Regions from separate parts of the Homo sapiens genome. Here region 2 is linked to region 1. Evidence: read pairs that join two places in POLR2A ChIA-PET (ENCODE). Cell type or tissue: GM12878. All regions are shown on one strand. Links, peaks and the distances in the headings refer to the core of each region. The heading gives the core; the rest is flanking DNA.

The links. ChIA-PET counts read pairs that join two places held together with the same protein. Peaks named below come from ENCODE experiments on the same cell type or tissue, not always from the same donor. Only the 100,000 strongest peaks of a DNase experiment are listed, where the experiment ranks them.
Region 2: POLR2A ChIA-PET joins it to region 1 with 6 read pairs; 1 of 35 experiments calls an interaction of 5 or more read pairs at or near these places.

What each region holds. Positions count from the first base shown.
Region 1 is chr10:103,982,134-103,985,060 of GRCh38, reverse strand. All of the region lies in intron 1 of SLK (STE20 like kinase), which reads right to left. Among named protein-coding and RNA genes, the nearest start is that of SLK, 16 kb to the right of the region's middle. In GM12878, for the core only: a CTCF peak has its summit at 2,223 (motif pointing left); a DNase peak (open chromatin) is centred at 1,470; H3K27ac peaks cover 842 bases.
Region 2 is chr10:103,177,762-103,180,688 of GRCh38, reverse strand. The region is part of intron 2 of NT5C2 (5'-nucleotidase, cytosolic II); the gene reads left to right. Among named protein-coding and RNA genes, the nearest start is that of NT5C2, 14 kb to the left of the region's middle. In GM12878, for the core only: no CTCF peak of the experiment used is centred there; no DNase peak of the experiment used is centred there; H3K27ac peaks cover 130 bases.

The DNA of each region.
Region 1 (2,927 bases), core at 181-2,680:
ACATCTTACTGTACTGTACTCACCTATTTTCAGACTGCAGGTAAATAAAACCATGGAAAGTGAAACCTCGGATAAGGGGGAACTACTGCATAAAAATCTATTAAAAATCTTGGTCAAATCTTGACCAAAAGAGTTGATCTGCTGAAATCCATTCATTCTTCCAACAAATACTTACTGAGTGCCTTCTATATGTTAGGTTACTGTTCTAGATGCTGACAATGTGCAAATATGCAAAATCTCTCTGTGCTGGGGTACTTACAATTTTGGGGAGTGGACAGTCAACAAATAAATCAGTATATTAGCAATTAGTACTGTGGGAAAAAGTAAACTAATAAGAAAGATGAGAAGGCTGAGCGCGGTGGCTCATGCCTGGAATCCCAGCACTTTGGAAGGACGAGGTGGGCAGATCACTTGGGCCCAAGAGTTCGAGACCAGCATGGACAAATGGCGAAATACTGTCTCTACCAAAAAATACAAAAATTAGCACGGTGTGGTGGTGCACGCCTGTAATCCCAGCTACTCAGGAGGCTCAGGCACAAGAATCACTTGAACCCAGGAGGGAGAGGTTGCAGTGAGCCAAGATTGCACCATTGCGCTCCAGCATGGTTGACAGACTGAGACTCTGTCTCAAAAAACATAAAATAAGATGAGGAAATGGGGTATGAGAGCACACAGGCCAGAGTTTACAACTTAAATAGGGTAGTTAAGTTAGGTCTAACCGAGGTGATATTTGAGCATATTAATATCAATAAAATTCAATGATTATTTTAATGTTTTTACCTATATAAATTGGAAATATTAGTATTTTGCAAAGAAATCAGTAAGAAAAATCTCAAATTATTTCAAGTATGTTATCGTATATAGTAATATCCATCGTGCTATTAGAAGAGGCACTGTTCTCTGCACTTTCCATTTAGTAACTTATTTAATCCTTGTATCAGTTAGGGTCCAGACAGGAGGAAAATCACATTGATTATTTTAATAGAGAAATTTAATAAAAACAATGACTAACTCTGTTGCCAACTGAAAAAATAATACAAAGGATCAGGGAGGTAACAACTACAGGCAAAAGCTACCACCCCTAGGACTATGGGAACAAAGGGAAAAGATTGGAATTATTAAAATTCAGAAGCTTGGAGGAAGGGTTCCACAGAGCTGAAACTCAGACGGACCTCTGAGGACAGAGTGCTGCTCAGCTGGTGCTGTTGTCTCTGAAGAGGGGTCCTGTGAGACTGCGACCCAAACTTTTGAGGAACAGGGTACCAGCCAACTGGTGCTGGTGTTATGAAGGGTTATGATGAGGTTAGTTCTGTGAGTGTTGGAAAAACTACAAACTGTATTCAACAGCTGCTACAGAAAGAAACTGCTGATGCTGGAGCAAAAAAAAAAAAAACCTCTACAAGGGTGATGGTCAAAGTAACAAGCAGACAGGAAGTTCACAGGAAACAAGACAAAGGTGTAAGTCATTTCTTCCTCCTTCTCCTTGCAGCCTCCCTCTAGTGCCCTATACTTTTGAAACAGAAATGAGCTGCTAGCAAGGCAGAAATGTGATCTGCAGTCTTTGAACCAGCATCACAAAGCATAGAAGGGCGTATTTGGAACTGAGATTAAGAACTGGCATAATCCTTCAAAACCTATGAGCAACACAGATGGGAGAGCTAAGGTACAGAGTAGAGTAAACGTTTGGGTAATAAATATCCAAAGTTCCAAAAAGCTATTAAGTGAAGAGAGAGGAAACCGCACTGAAGGAAGCATATACTTTTAGACTGTTCATACTGTTATCTGTTTTAAATTACATGCAAATTATGGTGATCTTTTCAGTCCTGCTAAGATTTTGGTAGGAACAAGTATCAATATTAAAAAAGAATAAAATCATTCATCATCATTTAGCAAACACACAGAGTTAATTCTCATTATTTGTGGTAGTTATGTTTTATAAAATCACTGCAAGCACTGAATTAGCGACTACTGAAACATTGTTCATAGGGAAAACCATGCACATACACACACCCCTCACATAGATTATTATATTCTTAAATCCTGAAAACAATTCATCCAGGGAGATTCTCCTTTCTTTATTTTACAAAAGAGAAATGAGGTGTATAAGTGTTAAGTGACTTGCGGAAGGCCATCCCAAAAACAGATGTCAGACTTGGGATTCAAACCCTATCCAACTGGCCCCCACAGCCAGACCTTCTTGCACTTCACTACACTGCCCTCTGCTGTCTCCGTCCTCTGGTCATCTCTTCATGAGAGGTGAAATCAAGGCAGTGTCACCTTGTTCAAGTTTAGCTGGGAATGTGCTTGCTAGAGGAGTCAAATTTTTTTGCAGCTTTGCGCATACACACAAATAACCAAGTAAGTGCCGCAAGTATAGATTTTAGGACTACAAGTAAACTTTAACAAGTAGGCAAATTCACAAATACAAAATCTGCAAATAATGAGGATCGACTGTACATATTCTTTCTGTAATTTCTGTAAAATATTACAGAAATTCCAAGGATTATGTCATTTCCTGAAATCTGCAAAAGAGAAAGAAATATACTTTATATTCTCCTTATATTTTCTTCACATTCCCAAACTCTATTTTATTTATATTGTTCTGGTTAGGTATTCAAAATTTAGTCACTGGTCAGTCAAAATATAGCAACAAAATGGTGTCAGTAATAAGTTAAATTTGGCTAAGTCTGCAGTTTCCAAAATGTTTTACCAATTCTCAGATCACACAGTTTTCCTGCTTATTGCAAGGACTTATTGACTCTGAGCAGCATGAATATGCAGAAACAAACACAACTGTGTAATAAAGAAGCTGAGGAAATGTGCATAGATTGCATAGTTGGAAAAGATGAAAAACAGAACACAAAAAGACAATTTCAAAAATATATTTTAAAATAAGACAAAAAATGTACCACGTCTGGAAATTAATT
Region 2 (2,927 bases), core at 191-2,690, 800 kb after region 1:
TGCAGTGGCACGAGACAATCTTGGCTCACTGTAGCCTCAACCTCTTGGGCTCGTGTGATCCTCCCAAGTAGCTGGGACTACAGGCATGTGCTACCATGCCCAACTAATTTTTCAATTTTCGTAAAGACTGCATTTTGCCATGTTGCCCAGGCTGCTCTTGAACTCCTGGGTTCAAGCAATCCACCCATCTTGGCCTCCCAAAGTGTTGGGATTAGAGGTGTGAGCCACTGTGCCCAAGCCTGTGTTCAAGTCTTTATATGGATATGTGCTTTAATTTCTCTTGGACAATTACTTACAATTAGAAAGTCTGGGACATATGATAGATATATGTTTAAGTTTTAAAGAAATGGCAAACTTTTCCAGAGTGCTTGTGCCTTTTTTATTTTCTTTCCAGCAGTGTAGTAGAATTCAGGTTGCTCTACATTCTCAACAACATTTGATACTGTCTTTTTAATTTTAAATATTCAAATAGGCATATTTTGGTATCTTATTGTGTTTTTAATTTGTATTTCCCTAGTGACAAATGATGTTAAACATCACTTCATATGCTTATTTGCCATTTGTATATATTCTTTGATGAAATGTCTATGCATATGTTTTGCCTGTATTTTAATTGGATTATTTAGCTTATTATTGCATTTTGAGAGCTCTTCCTATATTCTGGATACAAGTCCTTTTGTCAGATGTGTGTTTGCAAATATTTTGTCCCAAACCATAGCTTGTCTTTTTCCTCTCAATACTCTAATGGAAGGATAATATATAAATGCAATTTTGTTTTAGTTTTTTAAGTCCTCTGTTAGCCATGAAGAGGGACTTAAATTAAGTATACAAACAAGGTTGCAGAGATAATCTAACCTTCTAAGAGAATAAAATATTCTAAATCTTTTGCATATGCATATAAACCATAATATGCAAAACAGATTAATATGATGTTATATGCCAACCCTGTAGTAGGTTGGTTTATTGTTTGTTTTATTTTTTTGTTTAGAGATTGGGTCTCACTCTGTCACCCAGGCTGAAGTGCAGTGGTGTGATTATAGCTCACTGCAGCCTCAAACTCCTGGGCTCAAAGCGATCCTCCTGTCTCAGCCTCCCAAGTAGCTGGGAGTATAGTTGCAAACCACTGTGTTACTAAATACAAAAAATTAGCCGGGCATGGTGGTGTGCACCTGTAATCCCAGCTACTTGGGTGCAGTTGTTGTTTGTGTATATGCAGTTGCTGTTTGTTTTATTTTGTATATCACTCCTTTACTTTACTCAGGTCTCTGAACAAATATTACCTCCTCAAAGAGGCCTTCCATGGTTTTCCTACCTACAGTATTGTTACTGGAAAGGGGTCCTGATCCAGACCCCAAGAGAGGGTTCTTGGATCTGATGTAATAAAGAATTTAGGGCGAGTCCATAAAGTAAAGTGAAAGCAAGTTTATTAAGGAAGTAGAGGAGGCTGGGCACAGTGGCTCACACCTGTAATCCCAGCACTTTGGAAGGCCAAGGTGGGCAGATCATGAGGTCAGGAGTTTGGCACCAGCCTGACCAACATGGTGAAACTCCGTCTGTACTAAAAATACAAAAATTAGCCGGGCAAGGTGGTGCGTGCCTGTAATCCCAGTTACTCAGGAGGCTGAGGCAGGAGAATCGCTTGAACCTGGGAGGTGGAGGTTGCAGTGAGCCAAGATCGCATCACTGCACTCCAGCCTGGGTGACAGAGCAAGACTCTATCTCAAAAAAAAAAAAGAAAAAAAGAAAAAAGAAAACGTAGAGGAATACAGAGAAAACGTAGAGGAAACAGAGGAATGACCACTCTGTTTACAGAGCAACCCCAAGGGTTGCTTGCTTGTCTTTTTTTTTTTTTTTTGAGACAGTCTTGATCTTGTTGCCCAGGCTGGAGTGTAGTGGTGTGATCTCGGCTCAGCTCATTGCAACCTCCACCTCCCAGGTGAAAGCGATTCTCCTGCGTCAGCCACCTGAGTAGCTGGGATTACAGATGCGTGCCACCATGCCCAGCTAATTTTTTGTATTTAGTAGAGACGGGGTTTCACCATGATGGCCAAGATGGTCTCCATCTCTTGACCTCGTGATCCACCCTCCTTAGCCTCCCAAAGTGCTGGGATTACAGGCATGAGCCACAGGTCTTCCTCTGTCACTGAGGCTGGAGCGCAGTGGCATAATCAGCTCACTGCAAGCTCTGCTTCAACCTCCGCCTCACTGCAACCTCTGCTGGGCTCAAGTGATACTCCTGCCTCAGCCTCCCAAGTAGCTGGGACTACAGATACGGACCACCATGCCCAACTAATTTTTGTATATTTTGTAGAGATGGGTTTTTGCCATGTTGCCCAGGCTTTCAAACTCTTGAGCTCAAGTGATCCACCCACTTTGGCCTCCCAAAGTGATGGGATTATAGGCATGAGCCACTGCGCCTGGTCTGTGTACAAGTTTTATAGTTTTAGATATTACGTTTAGGTCTATGATCCATCTTAAATTTTGTATATGATGAGACGTGTGGATTAAGTTCACTTTTCCACAAAAGGAGAGCCAGTTGCGCCTGCACAGTGGATTATTATTCAGTCATTAGAAAGAATGAAATGTGATATGTGATACTACATGGATGAGCTTTGAAAATACTATGCCAACTGAAAGAAGGCAGACACAAAAGGTCACATGTTGTATGATTCCATTTATATGAAATATCCAGGATAGTTAAATCCAGAGACAGAGTCCAGATTGGTTGTTGCCAGGGGCTGGGTAGAGGGCATAGTGGGAAGAAACTGCTTAATGGATGAGGGGTTTTACTTTAGAGTCATGGAAGTATTTTGACACTAAAAGGAGTTGGTGGTTGCACTAAATGCCACCAACTTGTTCACTTTAAAGTGGCCAATTTTATGTGAATTTCCCCTGAATAAATTATTTTTTTAAAAGCCACAGAGGTG